Linked DNA regions of Homo sapiens: region 1 is linked to region 2. Evidence: chromatin contacts called from ENCODE POLR2A ChIA-PET data. All regions are on one chromosome and are shown on one strand. Each heading gives the region's core, a stretch centred on a gene start or an enhancer-like site at or near the end of the contact. The rest is flanking DNA. Distances are from core to core; before and after follow the strand shown.

What was found. ChIA-PET counts read pairs that join two places held with the same protein, here RNA polymerase II (POLR2A).
Region 1: POLR2A ChIA-PET joins it to region 2 with 21 read pairs in BJ. The contact joins the promoter of HSD17B6 here to the enhancer-like site in region 2. POLR2A ChIA-PET finds 5 or more read pairs at or near these places in 2 of 52 experiments (BJ and naive thymus-derived CD8-positive, alpha-beta T cell).

What each region holds. Positions count from the first base shown.
Region 1 is chr12:56,760,677-56,766,655 of GRCh38, reverse strand. It overlaps HSD17B6 (hydroxysteroid 17-beta dehydrogenase 6), which reads right to left and starts at 3,332. Exons shown (of 5, transcript NM_003725.4): 1 at 3,242-3,332.
Region 2 is chr12:47,942,864-47,948,991 of GRCh38, reverse strand. No RefSeq gene overlaps it. Among named protein-coding and RNA genes, the nearest start is that of TMEM106C, 18 kb to the left of the region's middle. Within about 2 kb of position 2,356, at least 7 of the 41 ENCODE cell types and tissues checked have a DNase peak (open chromatin) inside an H3K27ac peak, as active enhancers do.

The sequences.
Region 1 (5,979 bases), core at 2,083-4,582, 8.8 Mb before region 2:
CAGCTCTGCCGATGTCACTCCCTGAATAGCATTCAACCTACTGAAAATCTAAATCTAAAACCTTAGTTGTACAAGGCCCTCCATGATTGGATCTTGACCTTTTCTCCCCCTCCTCTTTCTCACACTGCCTATGTTCCATCAAAACCAAAGAGCTTTAAAATGAAGGAAGTATGATTTGCTGAGCCTTGGAGGACAGATGGTATTTGACATGCAGAGATTGGGAACCAGGGCATTTCAGGCAAAGGGAATAGTGAGAGCAAAGACCTGGAACATGGCAAGTACAGAGCACTAATAAATGGAGATACCAACAAGACTACTCTGGATGATTCCGACTACCTTTTGTCACACGCGTCCCAGTGAAGAGATCACCAAACAGGCTTTGTGTGAGCAACAAGGCTGTTTATTTCACCTGGGTGCAGGCGGGCTGAGTCCGAAAAGAGAGTCAGCAAAGGGAGATGGGGTGGGGTCATTTTATAGGATTTGGGTGGGTAGCGGAAAATTACATTTAAAGGGGGTTTTTCTCTTGCAGGCAGGGGTGGGGGTCATAAGGTGCTCAGTGGGGGAGCTTCTGAGCCAGGAGAAGGAATTTCACGAAGTTAATCACTCAGTTAATGTGGGGCAGGAACAAATCACAGTGGTGGAATGTCATCAGTTGAGGCTATTTTCACTTCTTTTGTGGATCTTCAGTTGCTTCAGGCCATCTGGATGTATACATGCAGGTCACAGGGGATGTGATGGCTTAGCTTGGGCTCAGAGGCCTGACACCTTTCCTTTTCTTTCTTTCCAAGAACCTCTCTGCATGAGCTTTCCTGCCCCAACCCTGATTTTGTGGATAGTATAGAATCATGAGGCTGGGCACAGTGGCTCACACTTGTAATCCCAATACTTTAGAAGGCTGAGGTAGGCGAATTCCTTGAGGAGTTCGAGACCAGCCTGAGCAACATGGCAAAATCCCATCTCTACAAAAAATACAAAAACTAGGCAGGCATGGTGGGGAGTGCCTGTAGTCCCAGCTACTCTGGAGGCTGACACGGTGGGGGGAGGGGGTGGGAATCACTTTAGCCTGGGAGGTCGAGGTTGCAGTGAGCCATGATTGCACTACCGCACTCTATCCTGGGCAACAGAGCAACACCCTGTTTGGAAAAATTAATAAATAGATAATAAGAAAAAAAAGGATTGGTTTTTTGTGTGTGTGTTTTTGTTTTTGTTGTTGTTTGTTTTGAGACGGAATCTTGCTCTGTCGCCAGGCTGGAGTGCAGTGGCGTGATCTCAGCTCACTGCAACCTCTGCCTCCCAGGTTCCAGCGATCCTCCGGCCTTAGCCTCCTGAGTAGCTGGGACTACAGGCATGCAACACCATGCCCGGCTAATTTTTGTATTTTTTAGTAAAGACAAGGTTTTACCATATTGCCCAGGCTGGTCTCAAACTCCTGACCTCGTGATCCGCCTGCCTCAGCCTCCCAAAGTGCTGGGATTACAGGCGTGAGCCACCGCACCCAGCCTAAAAAAAAATTTTCTTAAATAGAATCATGAGGCCAGGCATGGTGGCTCATGCTTTTAATCCCAGAACTTTGGGATGCGAGGCAGGCAGATCACTTGAGGCCAGGAGTTCAAGACCAGCCTGGCCAACATAGCGAAACCTCGTCTCTACTAAAAATACAAAAATTAGTCAGGTGTGATGGCGGGCGCCTGGAATCCCAGCTACTCAGGAGGCTGAGGCAGGAGAATAGCTTGAACCTGGGAGGCAGAGGCCGCAATGAGCTGAGATCATGCCACTGCACTCCAGCCTGGAAGACAGAGTGAGACTCTCTCTCAAAAGAAAAAAATAAAAAATAGAATCATGAGCATAGACTCTGAGGCCAGATGGCCTGGGTTCAAAATCAGGCTTCGAGATTTACTTGTTCTGCAGCCTTGAGTAAGTGAACTGGCCTCTGTTCCTGTGTGCTCGTGTTCAAAATGGGAAAAAGAAACCTCAGTGATTTATTGAGAGGGTTAAATAAGTTAATGCATGTAAAGCAATACATAATTGTTAGATATTAGTATTATTTTGGGTAGTTGTTGTCTTATTATTGCCATATTGCCTTTCTCCCTGAGCCCTGTCTCTTCCCCTGAGCTTTCATAGAAGGAAACTGTGCCATGGGAATGTGCATTATCTGGTGCATTACACCACCACTTTTCTACAGTATGCATAACTCCACATATTGCAACATCCTTAATCATTTCTATCAGCTCTTTATCACTATTTTGGGCCATGCTCGTGCACCTTAACTTCCTTCTGTCTCAAGCGAGGACCTCTCTCTCTGCAATATAATACATGGCAAAGTAAGAAGTAGCCTTTATTCCCTTCTTTGGTTAAAATCTTCAGACATGGGTTTGTCTATAAACTCCAGTCAGCTTAGTCACTGATCCTAAGAGCAAGTCTGTAAACAGCACATGGCTCCCTGAACTGATCCACCATGACATTCTTTTCTTCCCACTTGGGCATACAGGCTAAGTATTCCTCAAGTCAATAATTGTTTTTTCTTTTCTTTTTGATTTTCTTTTTTTTTTCTTTTTTTCTTTCTTCTTTTTTTTTTTTTTTTTTTTTTGAGACACGGTCTCACTCTGTCATGTAGGCTGGAGTGCAGTGGTGCAATCACAGCTCACTGTAGCCTCGACCTCCTGGGCTCAGGTGATCCTCCCACCTCAGCCTCCCAAGTGGCTGGGACCACAGGTGTGCACCACCACACCTAGCTAATTTTTTGTATTTTTTGTAGAGACAGGGTTTCATCATGTTGCCCAGGCTGGTCCCAAACTCCTGAGTTCAAGGGATCCTCACTCCTCAACCTCTCAGAGTTCTGGGATCTTGGCCCAATCACAGAAGGCCCCTTTCCGCTTACCCAAAGTTTCACAAACTTACCCAACAGCTATCAGCATTAACCATTAAAGAGCTTGTTTCCCCCACTGCCGAGAATCCCGTTTTCAGAGGATACCCAGAGTCCCTATTTGTAAGTATGAAATCACTCCCAACTTGTAACCAGTACTCTCCCAAACTTCATGGGAGTAAAGATCAAAAAAGCAGAGCAAGCAATCGTGACAAAATTTCTTTCACGAATCAAAGTTGAAGGATCTTTTAAGATGATAAAAAATCATAATCAAAACCTGTCTCCAAACAGACCATATCCCATATCCCCTACACACACACACACACACACACACACACACACACACACACACACAACCACCCTTACCCACCTACATACCGGACTTGCTTAGGAAGAGTCCAGTCCTAGAGACTTGAAAGGACTTCTTTGCAGACCAGGCAGCAGTCGGCTTCCTCCTGCCCCAACTGCTGCCCACTCCAACCTCTGCATTGCTCTTATAACACCTCCCTCTTGTGGTAAGAGTCCAGGCTGCTTCACTCCCTCATAGGGTTCTCACCAGTGTCATCCTTGATCAGCTGCAGAATCAGATCTGTTACTACCAAAATGAAAAACAGAAAGAAAGAAAAGAGCTGCCCTGACCAGAGAGTCTTGTATGCTCCTCAGCCCCCATCCTCTAATTTTTTTTTTTTTTTTTTGAGACAGAGTCTCGCTCTGTCACCCAGGCTGGAGTGCAGTGGCATGATCTCGGCTCACTGCAACCTCCACCTCCCGGGTTCAAGCAATTCTCCTGCCTCAGCCTCTGGAGTAGCTGGGGTTACAGGCGCCTGTAAAAATTTTTGTATTTTTAGTAGAGATGGGGTTTTACCAAGTTGGCCAGGCTGGTCTCGAGCTCCTGGCCTCAAGTGATCCACCTGCCTTGACTTCCCAAAGTGCTGGGATTACACATGAGCTGACGCACCCAGCCCTCTATTTAATTACTGAGACAGGGTTTCCCTCTGTCACTCAGGCTGGAGTGCAGTAGCACAATCTGGGCTCACTGCAGCCTCGACCTCCCAGGCTCAAGTGATCCTCCCACCTCAGCCTCCAGAGTAGCTGGGACTAAAGGTGCACGCCACCATGCCCAACTAATTTTGAGTTTTTTTGTTTGTTTGTTTGTTTGTTTGTTTTTTGTAGAGATGGGGTTTCACCAGCTTGCCCACACTGGTCTCGAACTCCTGGGCTCAAACGATCTGCCTGCCTCAGCTTCCTAAAGTTCTAGGATTACAGGCGTGTACCACCGTGCCTGGTCCCATCCTCTAATTTAAACTGGAATATTACAATGCAAATCCCCTGCTGGAATGGGGTCAGAGGGCAGGTTGATTTTAGCAAAGCCCACTTCTTAAGACTGCCAACCTGAGATCAGCTGCTGCAAGCTGGGGCTGGCTCAGTCACCTTTCTGAAAGAACTGCAGCTGTTTCATAGCTTGAGCCCTGGACCTAGGGTTGTGTGTGTGTGTGTGTGTGTGTGTGTGTGTGTGTGTATATATATATATATATATTTTTTTTTTAAGTAACAGCTTTATTGAGGCATAATTCACATATCATACCATTCACTCTTTTGAAGTGTACGATTCAATGGGTTTTAGTATATTCACAAGGTTGTGCAACAATCATCACTATCTAGTTTCAGAATACTTTTATTATCCCAAAAGAACCCCATACTCCTTAGCAGTCACCTCCCATTCTTTCCTCCCACACCCCACTCCTGGCAACCAGTAATCTACTTTCCATGTTTGTGGATTTGCCTATTCTGGACACTTCATATAAATGGAATCACACAATATGTGACCTTTGTGACTGGCTTCTTCTGTTTAGCATAATGTTTTCAAGGTTCATCTATTTATCAGTACTTCATTTTAATGTCTGAATCATATTCCATTGTGTGGCTATTCCACGTTTTGTTTATGCATCCATCAACTGATAAACATTTGGGTTGTTTCTGCTTTTTTGTGTTATTATGAATAATGCTGAAACGAATATTTACATACAGATTTTTTGTGTGGACATGGGCCTTCAATTCTCTTGGATATATGTACCCTAAGAGTGAAATTGCTGGGTCAAATGATAACTCTATTTTTAACATTTTGAGGAATTCCCAAACTGTTTTCCAAAGAGGCTGCACCATTTTACAATCTCACCAGCTTCATATGAGGGTTCCAAATTCTCCACATGCTCACCAACACTTATTATCTTTTTTTTTTTTTTTTTTTTTTTGAGAGGGAGTCTCACTCTGTCACCCAGGCTGGAGGACAGTGGTGCAATCTCACCTTACTGCAACCTCTTCCTCCTGGGTTCAAGTGATTCTCCTGCCTCAGCCTCCTGAGTAGCTGGGATTACAGGTGCATGCCACCACACCCAGCTAATTTTTGTATTTTTAGTAGAGACGAGTTTTCGCCATGTTGACCAGGCTGGTCTCAAACTCCTGACCTCAAGTGATCCACTCACCTCGGCCTCCCAAAGTGCTGGGATTACAGGCATGAGCCACCGTGCCTGGCCATATTATCTTTTTTATTTTAGCCATCCTAGTTGGTATGGATTGATATCTCACTGTGGTTTTGATTTGCATTTCCCTAATGATTAATGATGTTGAGCATCCTTTCATGTGCTTATTGGCTATTTGTTTGTCTTCTCTGGTGAAATGCCTATTCAAATCTTTTGCTCATTTTTTGTCTTATATTAAATGTGACGAGTCACAGTACGACCCCGTAGTAAAATCGTACTTAGGGAGAATCACAACAGTACCTCAAACTCAACACATTCAAAACTAAAATGATGATGATTCACTGCAATCTGGTCCTCCTCATTTTCATGTTATTTCCTATCTGCATATGTATTCAACAAATTTAATAAGTGCTTAATAGATGCCAGGCAACTCCCTTCCATCCAGTTGCCCAAGTCTGAAACCTGGGAATCATCCTAGACCCCTTCCTCATCCCCCATGTCCAATCAATATTAATTCTACCTCCTTAAAGTCATTATGTCCATCCCATCCCTTCCATCTCCACTTTACTGCCTTAGCTCAGGCCATCAGTATTTCTCACCTGGTTTCCGGCAACAGTCTGCTAGGATTGCTCCACC
Region 2 (6,128 bases), core at 1,107-3,606:
CCACTCTACTGGGCCCAACTGTCCAAACAAGACAGCTGGGTGATTTTTGTCTAAATTAGATGCCACCAAATATTTGTATTATAAAGAGTTTTTCAAGTGTTGTAGTTTTGTCTTTCACTCTCCCCATGAACAGATTTGCAAGGGGACCCGGATTAGCAGTGAGAGTGAGAGAATGGAGCAGGTAGGAGGTGCGGGGAGATGATACAGGCCAACGGTGCTGGAGAGCTGGAGCATGAATCTGAATTGCTGTTCCACTGTGGCTGAGCCTGGCCTGCCTGGACATCTTCCTCTGGCCAGTGTCCCTTCTAGGCACTGGGCTGCCATGAGGACAGGCTTTTGGGTGGTGCTGTACAACAGCAGCTGACCTCTTGGGTGCTGTCTCTGCTACTGCTTTAGCGATCTCTGCTGTAGAGCTTCCGTCCCTGCCCCTGAGTATAGGCTCAGAAGCCCCACTATCCTTCCAGAGGCTGCTCTATGTTACTTCCTCCAGGGAGCACTCCTTGATTCTGACCCTCTGCCGGGGACAATCTCTCCCTTCTTTGAGTTCTCATATTAATTTGTTTATGCTTCTTTCATGGGATTTGCCTCTCCCCTTGCATGACTGTACAAAAGTGGCATAGCATAGCCGCTAAGATGGATTCAGACTCCCTGGGCCCAGATCCTGACTCCGCTGCTTACTAGTTGTACTGTGGTGTGAGAGTCTCTTGGCTGGGTGCGGTGGCTCACGCCTATAATCCCAGCACTTTGGGAGGCTGATGTGGGCAGATCACTTGAACCCAGTGTTCGAGACCAGCCTCAACAACATGGTTAAACCCTGCCTGTACAAAATTAAAACATAAGTAAAAATTAGCCAGGCGTGGTGATGTGCGCCTGTAGTCCCAGCTACTTGGGAGGCTGAGGTGGGAGGATCACCTGAGCCCAGGAGGTTGAGGCTGCAATAAGCCATGATTACGCCACTGCACTTCAACCTGGGCAACAGAGTGCAACTCTTGTCTTTTTTTCTTTTTTTTTTTAAAAAAGAATATCTTACTTTCTGTGTGCCTCAGTTTCCTCCTCTATAAGATGGGAATAATAAGAGTACCTTTCTTACAGGGCTGATGAGGGTTTTTAATGAATTACTACATGTAAAGTGCTTAGGTCAGGACCTTGTACATGGCAAACACCCTTTAAGTGCATGCTATGATTGCCACTGGAGTGTTTGTGTCTGTGCCTTACCTCCTTATTAAGCCTGTTACTTCTTGAGAATGGGGTCAGCCCCTTTTACTTAAGGCAATTTGTGTCCCTCACTGTCCTGGCGCAGGGCCTGGTTCATAGCCGGTTCTCGCTGACGGTTTGGGGAATGATGATGAGGTCCGATGCCTTCTCCCTGCGTCTGTGTCCCTGCTGCAAGCCCCTGCAGAGCGAGCCTGTCTCCGCGGCTCAGGCCCTTCCTCCCACAGCCTGAGCCCCAGCAATTTTCCCTGGCAGCTCCCACGTTCCGGACTAACTTTAGGGTTGGTTTCCAGCTGTGGTTGGATTTTTCTGTTTGAAAAATATTTTAAGCAGCTGGTGGGGAAGGGGTGGAGAGGTGGGAAAAGAATAATAAATAAACTTGTGAAAGGAAGATTGTCTAAACAGCTAGGAGCTGCCACTGCCAACAGCTTGGTCTCCGGGCCATGCCAAGGACTGGGGAGCTATCAGGTGGTTGGTGGTGGGGACGGGACACTGTGCTGGCTTCCCAGGCCAAGGAGAAAGACTCTCTGCCCCTCACAAGCACTTCTCGCGCTTCCTTTCACATTATGCCCTGCGTGAGTTTCCAGGATGCAAGAACTACACGTGGAGAAAGCTAGTTCTGCCGCAGGCGGGATTGAAGTTAGACACTGAAAAGAACTTCTTAGTATCAGAGCCCATCCCTGTAATCCACCTTTATTTCCCCTAAGACCTTGTTTTTCTCCAGAACTCAACTCCTTTTCAGCTCTGGTTATGTAACGCCTCGGCCACTCCCACCTGCCTCCAATGCACCCCATTCACCTAACAGCACACTTCCCTTTCGCCCTTCCACGGCCCCGTCCTCCAGCGCCCTGGTTTCATCAGCTTCTTCTTTCCTTTCAGCCCGGCTCTGCCACCGAGGCCCTCGGGCTTCTTTCTTCACCTCAGCCACCTCCCTCGGTGGGGGTGGGGAGACCTCCTTCCTGGACAGAGTGGGCCGTGGCACAGGTGGACAGCCAGGCCCAGAGGCCCAGGGTCACCCTACACACAGTCGGAGGAAAGGCTCATGCTGCCCTTGTGCAGTCTGGGGACTGTGAAGACAGAGACCCACAGAAAATCAAGGATGGGAGAGAAACTAAATCCGAGTCAAACAGAAGCTGAGTCAGAGGGACAGGGAGCGAGTCAGATGTGGAAGGAGGGCGTTGATGACCACCGGGCAGCTCCCTGGCCAGGCCCTCATGGACATTCCTGTGGCCTCCGATGGCAGGGTGGGCTCAGCCCTGAGGGCTGCCCGATGCCCGGGGTCCAGGGCTTGGGTGGGCAGGAGGCCCCGCCTCTGTCCTGGCTTCTGAGAGCTCCCTCCACCTTCACCTTGGGAGACTGCCAAGTCAGCAGGCTGATGAAAGGGGGTGATGCCTGTGCTCAGTGGCAGAGTGTTCCTCAAAGTCTAGGGGAACCCATAGCAGGGGAGAAAGGGCTGGGGATGTTGGGGGTTTGGGGGGCTGGGGAAGGCAGGGGTCCTTGTCTGGGGCCAGCAAGTTGGGGTGCCCAGGCCCAAGGAAGGGGCTGTGTTGAAGAGTAGGGGCGGTGGGTAGGTGTGGAAAGGGGCCTGTCTGGGGTCTAGGGAGCTTTGCAGGGGTCAGAACCACCCCGGGCAGGAATTCAAGAGTGGGGAGATGTGCCCTCTGTCCTCAGCAGTCTGCGGGGGAGAGAGACCACGGGAGGGAGGGCTGTTTGGAGTGGACTGACAGCCTCCCAGAAAGTCATCTGCTCTTCTGGGCACCCCCCAGCAAGGAAAACGACATTGGTCTGAATTTATAACTGGAATCTGTACTCATTAGCTGGTCCTTGCCATCCAGCAAACTCAGCCACAGCCCTACCACTCTCTACCTGCTTTCAATTCCCTGGGAAACCAGGCGAAATTTAGAGTCCCAGAGGTTCCTCTGAGGGTGTGAAGATGGGAATTTGCACTTCCTAGTACTACTTTTACATTTATACTGAGCAGGAAAATGTCCAAAGTATTTACTTTTTCTTTTCTCATTGTGAAACATAACATATGTATATTAAATATATATGTACAGATTAATAAATAATTATAAATCAAACACCTAGGTTTCCACTGCCTAGGTCAAGACATAGAATACTGCTAGTACTCTAGAAGCCCTGTGTTCTTCCCTGATCACAACCCCTGCCCCACCCTGAGGGAACTGGGATCCTGATGTTTGTGTCATCATTTCCTCGTTTGTCTTCCAAAGACTGTAGAGTTTCTTAGATATTATCATCTTTGAGTTTCACAATCACCTTATTATTCCCATTTTACTGATGAGGAAACTGAGGCTCAGGAAGGTTAAATAACTAGTCCAACACTAGAGAAGAAATAAGTGGCAGAACCAGGATCATGTTTTGGATTGGCTGGGTGTTTCCCAGGGTGTTCCTTGGTTAAACTAGAATCCACAGGAAACTCTGGGACAGCCCAGCATTGCGAATAGCACCCCAGTGCCCTAGAGAAGAGGGAGGGCATCTTCATAGCCAGGAGGGGTGCTGCTCACCAGGAATTGTTGACTCTCCTGGCTTTATCAGTAGGATCCTGGTTTCTGAGTACCTGGCAAGAAATGGCAAGGCTCCCAGGGAGATGAGTTGGAGGCTGGGGAAGCAAGAGGAGCTGAGCTGACCTGAGATAGGATCAGTGACTGGAGAGAGCCTTGGGCCCTTCCTGATACATGCCAAGGGAACCCAGGATTGTGGGTATGTGCCTGAGCCAAGTGCTACCCAAGTTTTGCCAGATTCACCAGGTGTGCCCTCCTTGGTGGGCCAGGTGTGCTCGGGGTGTGTGTGTGTGCGCCTGTGTGGGTGTGCATGTGTGTGTGGATGTGGGAGGTGTGCGTGTGTGTGCATGTGTGCTTGTGTGTGTACATGTGTGCATATGTGCGTGTGTGTGCATGTGGGTGTGAATGTGTGTGTGCGTGTGTGTGCATGTGTGTGTGTGCATGTGTACCTGGCATGTCCACATCTATCCACAGACTTGGATTGTTCTGAACCCTTTTCTCTGCCCTCACCTTTTTCTTTATTATAAGATTGTACATGCTTATTATAAAAATTCATATACAAATGTCTAAGTCTAAATTATCTTAGATATAATTTCTTTTAACTATTCCATATTTATCCTTTTATACTTCTTTCAAGTACATTCAAATATATAGTTATTTACATGATTTAGATACACATATCCAAATGTAGTAGTATTAGGTTTATTTTTAACAAAATGGTATCAGAATCTATATATCATTTTTCACCTTTTTTCCCCACTTAATAAGCCTTGGTCATTTTCTCTGCCAGTATCAATGGGTTTATGTCACTTTCAACAGCTGAAGAGTACTCCATTAAACAGATGTATCATCATCTGTTTACCTGGGTGGACTCTTCACTCTGTGCCTAGCTCCCCCAGAAGCTGCGAGAGTAGGGTGCCAGAGGGATGGGGTGAGGACGAGGAGACTAGTCAATGTCGGCCATACCCTGGGAAGCAGCCCAGGCTCAGCGGCCCTTTGACATCTTGCAAATGGATTCCAGAACTCTGCTCCTTCACCACCTCTACAACCCCACCCACTCCCAAGTCCATATCTCCTTCTCCAGTCCTCTGTCTGCTGTCCCCCTGCCCTTCTCCCTCTGACCCTTGACCTCTGTATAGTGCTGCGGGTTTGGGGGTCTCCCGGGTGGGCTCCCTGCTTCCCAGCTCCTGGCCTCTGAGGCTGGCTGATCTCCCAGAACTGTGAGGAACTGGGGCTTGAGGGACCCTGAGTTCAGGAGGCTCTGCCGAGACAGCCTGGCCTGGCCAAGACAGCCACCCAGGCCGACCCAGGGGAGGCACCATGCTAATGGAGAGGCTAGCACTGCCCATGCCCAGATGGCAGCTTCCTGCTTCCCAGAGGGCATGGGGAATGGGGACTGTGCCAGGTAGGCGTGGTGCCCCCGCCCCTGCACCAATGTCATGGAAAATGTGAAGCCTTGATCTTTGTTCTTGATTGTTCCTCCGATTTTTACAACTGGAAACTGGCGGTGTCTTTGTTCCCATCGGCTTAGGAAGGAGATGTTGAGGGCTGGGGACAGGAGGCAGCTGAGTCAGCAGCTGGAGGTGTTGAACTGGTTGCTTCCTCAGACCAACCATGACCCCTTCTCTCTCACTCACACGCACTCAGTTTACCCATCAACGAACCGTACTTTAACAGCACCAGTGGGAGTGGGGATGGGAACAGCCTTCACCGTCCTCCCTGGGCAAGCCATCTCCCCTTGCCCAGGATGGACGGCCAGGCTGTCCACAGCCCTGAACCCCCTGCTTCAGATACCTCTGGTTCCTCTAATGCCCATGGTGGCAAGCAGTTCGCAGCCCGCCTCCTTCCTCAGGGCAGGTCCGGTGTGTCTGTTTACCTCAGGATCCAATTAGAAATTGATGGTAGGGAAACCACTTTGCCAGGTGGCTCCCTCCTGCTGTGTGGGGCCCAGCCTTCTGGTGCCCCCCTGCTCCCTCATGGCCAGAGTTCATGGAAACTTCTCAGGTCACTGACTCTCACCTTCCTTTCCTCCTCAGGAGGGTGGGCCCAGCCCCGCTCCCTGCAGCCTGGCCCCTCCGTTCCCTGAAGGTCCTGCTGTCCTGGCGCAGTGGGGAGGAGGGCAGGCCTGGGGGCTGGACAGCAGCAGGGCCAGGGTGGTGTAAGCAAGGGGAGATGCGCCTCTGCTTCCTGCGACCTTGGCGGTGAGCCTGGGGACAGGGGTGAGGCCAGAGACGGACGGACGCAGGGGCCCGGCCCAAGGCGAGGGAGAACAGCGGCACTGAGGCAGAAAGGAAGAGGGCGGTGTGTTCACCCGCAGCCCAATCCATCACTCAGCAACTCCTAGACGCTGGTAGAAAGTTCCTCCGAGGAGCCTGCCATCCAGTCGTGCGTGCA